Linked DNA regions of Homo sapiens: regions 1 and 2 are each linked to region 3. The links are chromatin contacts, found by Hi-C or POLR2A ChIA-PET in ENCODE. All regions are on one chromosome and are shown on one strand. Each heading gives the region's core, a stretch centred on a gene start or an enhancer-like site at or near the end of the contact. The rest is flanking DNA. Distances are from core to core; before and after follow the strand shown. Region 1 holds the start of PRDM15 (PR/SET domain 15). Region 2 has its middle 34 kb from the start of RSPH1. Region 3 has its middle 30 kb from the start of ABCG1.

Region 1 (3,382 bases), core at 585-3,084, 310 kb before region 3:
AAAATCATTTAAGTCACCGCTCACCATCCCAACCTCTTGAGCGCACGGGTGGAAGACACAGTTGCCTTAAATCTCCCTTCAATCTGCAAAATGGCAGGACTGTTCTTTCCTGGCCTTCTGTACAGATAATGACATCGAAAATGATATGAGAGCCACATCCTAAGTGAAAAGAGTTCTTTGTCAAATATAATTATTCTAAGACAAGCTAGCAGCCTTCCAACTACAGTTGATTTTTAAATTTATTTATTTGTCTTCTGGAGAAATAACCGTCCCGCCTGCTTCCAAAATGGAACATTTAGCTTGTTCTTTGCTGGCTACTTTGCGGCAAAAAGTATGAATCACAGATAGAAGAAAAACAAACTATAAAAAAAATGGTGTTTTTGCTCTTGAAAGTCTAAATTATAGAGCTACTATTTCTTAATCGTTCACCGTGAGGCAGCGATGTCAGGAAATCTGGGGAAGGAGTGAAGCAGTGAAAACGTGGAACACGTGAAAATGTCCGAGCTTGAAACAAAATACGGTAGTGGTGTGTGCACCGGGGTGGGATCACCACCCTTATCGAGTGTTGACATCATTGCATTCTCCAAGGAGAACTGTCACTGCTACCTTTTAAGGTACATCACAAAGCCAGTGGCTCCTTCACATGTCACCACCCTTCAGGAACCAAGCTAGGTTCTCCAAATTCACTTGAGTCTGGCTTAAGCCAATGTGGTTTTTTTAAAACGAGTGTTGGTAGCTTTAAATACACACACAGGTCCACGTGTCTCTGATCACACACTTGTTTCTACCGTTTTAAACTCCCTTTGGGGACTTGGGGGTGAGGGGCAATTTCTGAGCATTTGTGGGGGAAAAAACCATCCACTACATTAGGGGGTTAAGAAAGGTAAATGGGTGATAACTCTAACCACCAGATAGGAGTGTTTATTTCCATGAGTTTTCATTTCTATTTTCTCAAGGCTAACCCCTGCGTGAACACCTCCCCTCTAGCAGGACGCTGCGCGTGGCCCCCGTCCCCACCTGTCCACGCGAGGCGGGCCTCACCTGAGCGGCCGGGCACGCCCCGTCCCCGAACGGCCACCCACCCCGGGTAGGCACGCGTCACCTGTCCATCCACCTCGCTACCTTCTCTCTGCCACCAAAAGGCTTACGAAAATAAGGCGCAGGGGGTCTGGGAGACCCCATCACCAGGACTCAGCTTCTCTAAACGCGGGGTTGGGGGTCCAGGGACCCCCCCGTGCGACCCGCATGGGCTGTACCCGAGGGCGGGGGATAACGACATCCCCTGGGGCCTCGGCGACGACGCCGCCCGGCGGCGGGGGCCGCGGGGCCGCGGGCCGGGGCGGCGAAGACCCTGCGCCGCGCCCACGGGCGAGCGCGGCCCGGCAGCCCCGCGGCCCCGCGCTGGGCCTGGCCGCGGGCGGGCGGGGGGCGCGAGGCAGGGGACGGGGGCGCGGAGCCCGGCCAGGAGCGCCCGCGGCGGCGGGACCCGGCGGGCGGGCGGCGCGCAGGGCGATCCCGGAGCGGCTCCGGGAAATCCAGCCGGGTTTTGACTCCGATCGCCAACGGTGCCCGCAGCCGGCGAATGTAACAAAGAACAGTCGGCATGGCGGCTGGACCGGGGCGGCGCGCGGCTGCCGGGCGCGGGGGGCGGGGGGCAGCGGGCCCAGGGCGCGCCGGGGCTCGCGGGGGCAGCGGGTGCGGCCCGGGGCCGGCGGGGCGCACGCCGGGGCGGGCGGCGGGCGCAGGGCCCGGAGCTTTACCTGCCTTTGGAATGTGCAGAGCGGGATCGGATCCGGACTCCGGGTTGCGATCCGCTCCGGAAACTGCGCAGCACCGGAAGCCGGGGGGCGGCGGCGGGGCATGGCGGGACTTGTAGTCCGCGGGCGGGCGCGGGGGGCGCAGGCGAGACCCTGGCGCGGCCGGGGGTCCTGCGGGTGGGACTGCGGGGCGCGGGCGGCGTGGACGGGGCAGCGGGCGCGCGCGGGGCGGGTCTGGCCGGAGGGAATTCCGCGCGCGGCCCCCCTCCCACGTGGCACGGCCCTGCCGCCCACGCGCGCGGGCAGCTCCCTCTCCACCTCTCCTCGGACGCGTTTCTTGCGGAGTTGGGGAGTGGTGGCGGTGGGTGGGTCGAGTTTTTCTCTAGAACAGGCCTGGGACTTGCCCCCACTCACGGTGACCTCTGGATTTGGCCGGCGGGGCCCTGGGACACGAGCTCTGTGCCCGCGAGGGGAGTCTGGCCTGGCGGGCTCCGCCACGCTACCGGTGAGCACCGGGCCAGCCGCGGACCTGGCTCTCCATTCTTCCCCGGGGGCCTGTGTGGCCTCTCTTGACCCCCTCCACCAAGTGTGTGTGCCATCACAAAACGTGAGACGGAGAAGGGACAGACTTTTCACCTTAGTCCTGGCCGCCCATATTCAGAGAGGCCGACTGTCTTGTTCATTGCTGCCTGGCAAAAACCTACATTCATAAAGAGAAGTGATGAACCGGGGAAAATGATTTTAAATTGATGCCACAAAAGGGCTCGTTTCCCTCATGTACGTGAAACTCTTGTGAACCAATAAAAATATATATGTATATAGAAAAATGAGCAAAGTGTGTGGATGGACAGTTCGTAGGAAATTCAATGGTTCTTAAGCATATGAGAAGCTATTCAACTACGCTGCAATAAGAGAAAAAAAGTCGCAGTGGGATCATTTTTATTAGATTAGCAAAGATTTTTTAAAACGTTTAATACAACCTGGGCAACATAGCCAGACCTTGTCTCTAAAAAACTTAGCTGGGCTCGGTGGCACGTGCCCGTAGTCTCAGCTACTCAGGAGGCTGAGGCAGGAGGGTCACTTGAGTCCCACAGTTTGAGGCTGCAGTGAGCTGTGATCGTGTCACTGCACTCCAGCCTGGGCAACAGAGTGAGACCCTGTCTCAAACAAAAACAAACAAAAAAAAGTTTTAATAGCATAATTTTGAAGAAACTAGAGAAACAAGCTCCTTTACGGGTAGGAGAATAAATTAGCGTAGTTTCCATTCAGATATTTGTGGATATCCATAAAAATTCTAAATGCACATAGCCTTTGACCCACATGCAGGAATGGTGCCAGAGACGGACTCGCTTGTATGAATGGCATATGTGATCATCACATTTGCTTACATACTACGTGCCATCCCATGGGAAGTGTTGGATGCACCTGGGCACATCCATAGGCTGCAACGCCGGGCAGCCGGAGACAGATTAGGCAAGTGTTGATCTGTGAAGGCTGGTTTCTCTGCCTGGCCCAGCATTCTACAGTGGCTTCCATGTTGCACTATAGTAGGCCATCCCATGGCCCCCCAGACCTTTCTGGAGCATCCCCGGCGTCCACTGTCTCCCTGCTTGTCCCCACCTGCG
Region 2 (3,340 bases), core at 841-3,340, 270 kb after region 3:
GGAGCTGCAGAGACTATCACTTGCCTTCCAGGAACCCTTACCGTGTGCCAGCTTCCACAGGACTGTGGTGGAAATGTGGTCAAGGTCTTAGGAGCAGGCCACACAGGGATGGTTCATGCACTGAGGGAGGGGTGTGGAGCCTCTGATTCTGATGGGACTCCCAGGGGTGCTCACAATGGCAAATGGGCTGCTGTTACCTCCTAGCACTGGACTCTGGGTCACCCGCAAGTGTAGGTCACTTCCTTGCTGGTCAGTAATGGGGCACAAGTCACCACAGCAGGCGCCGCTCCTGAAACTCTCTTCAGGGATAGCACGGGCGGAAGTGCAGGCAGCAGGCAGAGCGTGGAGGTCCGTGTGGTGCTCAGTCACTATGGCAACTAGAGATCACAGAGCCACAGTCACCATCCCCCTAGGGCACCTGCCCAGGGAAAAGGAGAAATGTAAAACCACAAGCATACAATTAAGAACAGGTGCAGAGACCCAGCGGCTTCCAGGGCAGCTTTGAAGGGATCCCTCATCTCTCTGGTCCCAGGACATCTGTGCCAAGGGCCAAGCATGGGCCTGATTATAAGGAGCAGCACTGAGGTTCCGATTAAATGCTCAACCCTGCCTGATCTCTTACCAGGAAAGGGTGTGATATGTCCCCACCCAAATCTCATGTTCAATTGTAATCCCAAGTATTGGAGGTGGGGCCTGGTGGGAGGTGACTGGATCATGGGGGTGGATTTCCACCTTGCTCTTCTCGTGATAGAATTCTCACGAGATCTGGTTTCAAAGTGTGTGGCACCTCCTCCTTCTCTCTCTTCCTCCTGCCCTGATCTTGTAAGAGGTGCCTGCTTCCCTGTCGCCTTGCGCCATGATTGTAAGTTTCCTGAGGCCTTCCCAGCCATGCTTCCTATACAGCCTGCAGATCCCTGAGTCAATTAAACCTCTTTTCTTTATAAATTACCCAGTCTCAGGTAGTTCTTTACAGCAGTACAAGAACAGACTAATACAAGGTGTCCATGGGGAAAGACACATGGAGAGATTTGGGCAGAGAAGAAAGAGAGGCTGGAAATTTGGAGCTGCCAATTCCCCTGAACCCCTGTTGTCTACAGAGGCAGCTCCCCTTTGCTCTCCCTTCTCTTTCTCCCCTCCTCTCTCCTCCTTTCACCTCCCATCCCCCATGGAACCCAACACTCCTCTATTAAAAAGCCTTGCAATGACTGCACCTGGGGAAGTTGCCTCCTGAGCTGATGCCACTTCCCCAGGACCCACATCACACCTCTCATTGCCTCCAGTCCCAGAAAACAGTTGAGACCATCAGAGGCAGGGTGAGGAGGGCCCAAGACCCCCCTGGGAGGAGATTGCCTCAACATGGAGCTGCAGGTCCACTCTAGCAGGTAGCAGCTAGAGCCTGGGAGCAAGTGTGGGGTGGAGTCTGACAGTGCCTGCCCCACATGGAAGAGAGCGAGCCTGGATTAGGCTGGGTTTCAGGGTTTAATATGTTGGCTCAACCCCTGAGAAAGTGGTTAATAATCCTCCAGGTTGGCTAATTGGACAAAGTTAATGAGATTGAAAAGCTTGAAATCCTGGCACGCTCTAGAGAACAGAGCTCAAAGACTCAAGGAAATAGAAATGTAGAAAGGTGCCTACTATTTGCAACTGACTCAGACCTTCCCTAATATGCTTCTTCCCCAAGGGGCCCGGAGGAAGAGAGGAAATGCATTGGTGAGTCCTTCACCAGCTCTGTGGGCCGTCCTCTGTGGGCTGGAGGCAGCGCCACTCTAAGCACCAGAGTAGGGGCGGCTCTTAACCATCAGAGACAAGGCAGGTCTCAATGCCCCAAGGAGCGAGGGATCGCAGGTAACAGTATTTTGACCCATAATTGTCTATGGCAATGGGTCCTTGGTCACAGGCACCCCAGACATGAGACAGAGACCTACTAAGTGCTGCTTGACATATTTAGGTGGGGAAAGCCCAGGTCTGCTAGGAAGAATCCTGCCTCATGGCTAAATCCCAGGTACCAGACTTAAGGCGGTTTGCCACCTTTATCACAGGGTTCCAACATGAGGGCCCTTGAACTCTCCTATGGCGAGAGGCCATCTGTTTCCTGCTGGGATCCTGACTGAGAGGATGGTGCCTTCACAGACCTCACATTTCAGTGAGGGGGAGGGTCAGCACAAAGGTAATTATGCAAATTAACACAGCAGGAAGTTCTCCTTATCAGGAGATAAACAGTACAAAGTCATGCACAGCATATCCTGTTAAACCAAAATACAAAGTAAATAGTGAGAAGTAGGGTTTGATTTAGAGTCTATCTTGATCAATTAAAAATTATGAACATTGGTCCATTTTACCTTGTATTTTGAAAAGGTAAATTAGGCAAAATTGCAACTATGCCCAAATTCTTAAAATAATAGTAAGTCAACATTAATGGTGGCAGTAGAGTTCTTATACATTTTCTGACTATGTTTTATGATAGCAGAACGCAACATTTTTAACTTCATGTTTGACTTAATACATCATGTGTTCAGCAAAAGAGTCATTTTTACAAAAATATGTATGGCCTTTAATTTTCCCAAGAGCTCTTCATCATCCTTTGAATTAAATTATTTGTTTTGTCAGGGCTGGTTTGTTTCTGTTTGTTTGTTTTTTCTTTTATCCCCCTAAGTAAGGAAACAAAGGACTAGTTGTTGACAGTCTCATACCCTATTGTTACTTAGTCTCATTTTTCCAGAACCTCCTTTGTCAGTAGCTTTGTGTATAATTTGAGTAGTCCCCCACATAATGTTAATCAATTCCATGAAACCTTACAGCGTTTCCAAGATTGAAAATTTCCCTTTGCCATCCATTGGTGTTATATTTGTATTGTGTTGTGGAAAATTTGACAATCAGAAAAACTGATTGCCAAGGGCGTGGACACAATGGTTAGAGGCAGAGAGATGCTCAGGCTAAACAGGGCAGGTGTTCAGTGAGGGTGCAGCCTTTAAATGGTGCGTTTGTGGCAAATATTTTCAAGGCAGTCTGACCACTTTTGCTTCTCTACCAACTTTCTAATACGGGGTCCGAATAACGAATGCTTGGAGGGCATCCCTGGCCTACCCCAGCCCCAGGCACAGTGCCTGGCACACCCTTAGCTTTCCAGAAATAGTTATTGACTGGATGAATTGCTAATTATGGTAAATGGCATTGGTAAAAAAAAAAAAAAAAACTTCAGCCAAATTAAATTTAAAGGAGTTTAATTGAGCAATGAATGATTTGCGATGCGAATCAGGCAGCCTTCTGAGCCAGGGTAGGCTTAGAGACTCCAGCTACGTGATGGAAGCATATTTATGGACAGAAAAAGGAGAGTGAAGTA
Region 3 (3,273 bases), core at 123-2,622:
GGGACTGGGTGGCTCAAAAGCAACAGGCTCCCAGTTCCAGAGCCTGGGAAGTGTGAGATCAGGGTGGTGGCAGGGTCAGGGTCTGGTGGGGGCCCTCTTCGTGACTGGCCAACAGAAGACTTCTTGCTGTGTCTCCCATGGTTAGGGTTGAGAGAGCATGAACATGCTGGTGTCTCTCTCTTTGTATAGGGCACCAATCCAAACATGAGAGCCCCACCCTCGTGACCTTATCTCCTCCCCAATGCAGCACCTCCAAATACCACCACATTGGAAATCAGGGGTTCAGCACGTGGATTTTGGGAGTCCATAGCAGAAATACACCCAATTTTTAAGTATCTGATACGTGCATTGGGAGTGAAAAAGGCTAGAAGCATTGTTTCATATATCTTTATTTTGTTATAATTTATCCTATTTTTTCGAAAGAGATCTTCCGCTTCTTTTTGTTTTCTGAATAATTTGGTCCTAAAGTCATGAGGTGGGCTGAGCAGGATAGGGTTCTATTCTGGCATGGACAGGGCAGTACCCTGAGTCAGAGGAGGTGCAGGAGTTTGAGCAGGGTGAGGGTCGTGCTCATGGAGGGGAGGCCTGGTGTAGAGGTGAGAGCTGGGGGAGATTGGGAGGCATCCTTTGGTGGGGGCAGCTGACTCAGATTGTATGTACCCCAGCAGGGGCAGGTGGGTACCCCACAGGGGGGCTGAACGCTGCAGCTCATGTCTATTCCTTATGTCTTTCAGGGTTCACCCAGGGCCCGAAAGCTTGTGTCTGGACCATTGAGAAAGACAACTGGACCGTTCTATGTGGATACGAACATGCAGGAGGAAGTCCATGCTTCCTAGCACAGGCCCTAGAATCAGAGTAAACGAGGTCAGAAGTCAGCTGCCCCACTGGCTGTGTGCCCTAGACAAGCCAGGGGCTCCTCTGTGCCTCAGTTACCTCACCTGGAAAATGGGAATCACTTTGGAGGGACCAACTTGTCCTGGTTTTAGCACTGAAATTCCCACTTTCCAGGAACTCCTCTCCCCTCCTTCCCAGTCCTGGCAAAGCCACCCTAAATAATCCCCACAGTGCTAGGCTGCGCTGAGAGTAAAGTGCTGAGCGCGGGGCAGTCACTTGGTAACAGGTAGTTACTGCTTTCATAATAATGGAAGCAGTTTACAGACATCTGCTTGGGAGAAAGTATGAAACTGTCCACCACCCACAGTCTGGAACTGCTAGGCTTTTAGTTTGTGGAGGCCTCGCCGACTGTCTCCTTCTCTTCTGCAGTTAGAGAAGGGCTGCAGGAGTGTTAGCAACAACTCAGCCAGAAAGAGAAACCAGTGTATTTCCTGTGATCAAGTCACACAGCCTAGGCTGCAACAGCGAGACAGCCAGTAGTTAAGAAGTTGGCTCTAAGACTGAGCAACCAGGAAGAGCTTTGGCTGTGGGCTAAGATGGAAACCACGAGCGGAAGTCAGACATAGCCCAGGGAGAAGGGGGCTGGGCAAGGCATTTACTCATTTAGAAATCTATCATCTCTCTCTCTCTGCCTACCTATCTATGTATCTATCATCTATCTATCTCTTTATCTATCTGTTCATCATTGATTCATTCCTTCCTTCATTCAAAAAGATGTCCTACATATGGTTGCTTCATATTGGTTGAGCTCAGTTATGTTGCTAAAAAGATTTTTTTTTCAATTTAAGAGGCATGGACATTTTGCAGTGGATTTCAGTGGAAAGTTGATGTTTGTGGGTTCAGAAGTCAGTCCTTCCCACACGAGCTCCAGGCCCAACACTTGCATCTGCTGGGAAGCAGGTTGCAAGCCCTGTGAATGCTTCCGGGACAACAGTTCCCTGTCTCAGCCTCTGATATGAGCTGTGCCATGGTGCACACTCTTGCAATGGGGTGGCACGAATATCGCAGTCAGCCAAGATCCTCTGCTATCCTAGAATTCCCAGGAAACTCCCCTTGAGAGCTTTAATCATTTGTTTGCCCTTCAATAACTGCTTATGGAGAAGTTCCCAGACTCACTGACACCTATCATTTTAGGGGACAGTTATGAATGAAAAACACTTTAAATTGACAATGATTGGGCTGGGCGCAGTGGCTCACGCCTGTAATCCCAGTACTTTGGGAGGCTGAGGCGGGCGGATCACCTGAGGTTAGAAGTTCGAGACCAGCCTAGCCAATATGGCGGAACCCCATCTCTGCTAAAAATACAAAAAATCAGCCAGGCGTGGCAGCGCACACCTGCAGTTCCAGCCACTTGGGAGTCTGAGGCAGGAGAATTGCTTGAACCCAGTAGGTGGAGGTTGCAGTGAGCTGAGATTGTGCCACTGCACTCCAGTCTGGGTGACAGGAGTGAAACTCCATCTCAAAAAAAAAAAGAAAAGAATGATTGAATTGTTACATTTCAGTTATAATACATCTTTTAAATTATGTTGTAAATCAGTTGACAATATATTATTTAATGTCCCAAAATATATTAGTGTCTATACAACTTTGAAGAGTTATGAAGTATGGCAACATAAAATTGCAGAAGCAACTCAAGTGCAATATACAGTGGCTGTAAATATACTTTGTAGCTAAGTTTTTCTGGACACGGAAGTGGGAAACATTCAACTTTTTAAAACTAGTGATTTCAGCTCTCTAGACTAGACTTAATTTTGTGTACAGAAAACAAAACCTTTTCCCCAGAACATGACTGCCTGCTTTTTCCCTGACATTGCATAGATGCCATTTGGCATAGAACATTTTTAGATTTATGTGCCCAATTGTAGAATCCTTGACAAATAATGCTTCTGGTATGGACTTCTGAAAATGACCCCAGTGTCAGCTTGCATTTAAGAGCACATTTTTCCATGGGGAATTCTAAAAGTATGGCAGGTACTGACTTTCCCAGTGAAGATGTGGCCAGGGTTGGCAAATTCCCAGCACAGTGTCCCTGCCCCGTTCCGTGGCAGACATCACTAAACAATCAGAGCCTCAGGCCCCGCTGAGTGTGGGCTTGGCTCCACAGGAATTAAGGCAGTGACAGCCGTACTGGCAGATCGGACTGGGCATGTAAGATGAACCCGAATGGCCTCCTCCTCAGGTGAGATACTTTGTGCTGACGGGAGCTCTATTGGTGTTCGCTTCATCAGCCCTTGCTACACAGTTTAGAAGCCATCGGAGCTCTCAAGTCTCAACCCTCAGAAATGACTGTGTTAACCAATATCCTGTCATCTCCATCTCACCTCCTCGGCCCTGGGGTTGTCCCCCTGGCCAAGAACCACCCTGTAGGTGATGCTGGGC

Evidence for each region. A loop is a pair of places that touch in the nucleus more often than their neighbours do. ChIA-PET counts read pairs that join two places held with the same protein, here RNA polymerase II (POLR2A). Pooled maps may share reads with other maps.
Region 1: a loop to region 3 is called in a pooled map, with 4 times the contacts of the local background. The contact joins the promoter of PRDM15 here to the enhancer-like site in region 3. A Hi-C loop is called at or near these places in 4 of 50 pooled maps. POLR2A ChIA-PET finds 5 or more read pairs at or near these places in 3 of 52 experiments (AG04449 and activated CD4-positive, alpha-beta T cell).
Region 2: a loop to region 3 is called in a map with no recorded cell type, with 5 times the contacts of the local background. The contact joins two enhancer-like sites. A Hi-C loop is called at or near these places in 5 of 37 single-sample maps with no recorded cell type and 10 of 50 pooled maps. POLR2A ChIA-PET finds 5 or more read pairs at or near these places in 1 of 52 experiments (OCI-LY7).

Annotation. Positions count from the first base shown.
Region 1 is chr21:41,877,510-41,880,891 of GRCh38, forward strand. PRDM15 (PR/SET domain 15) reads right to left here and starts at 1,835. Exons shown (of 24, transcript NM_001040424.3): 1 at 1,761-1,835. RefSeq lists enhancers at 659-708, 1,709-1,758 and a silencer at 1,909-1,958.
Region 2 is chr21:42,460,606-42,463,945 of GRCh38, forward strand. No RefSeq gene overlaps it. Among named protein-coding and RNA genes, the nearest start is that of RSPH1, 34 kb to the right of the region's middle. RefSeq lists an enhancer at 3,272-3,340. Within about 2 kb of position 2,091, at least 7 of the 41 ENCODE cell types and tissues checked have a DNase peak (open chromatin) inside an H3K27ac peak, as active enhancers do; they include OCI-LY7, where a contact is called at or near this core.
Region 3 is chr21:42,187,064-42,190,336 of GRCh38, forward strand. No RefSeq gene overlaps it. Among named protein-coding and RNA genes, the nearest start is that of ABCG1, 30 kb to the right of the region's middle. RefSeq lists enhancers at 1,034-1,273, 1,414-1,573. Within about 2 kb of position 1,373, at least 19 of the 41 ENCODE cell types and tissues checked have a DNase peak (open chromatin) inside an H3K27ac peak, as active enhancers do; they include OCI-LY7, where a contact is called at or near this core.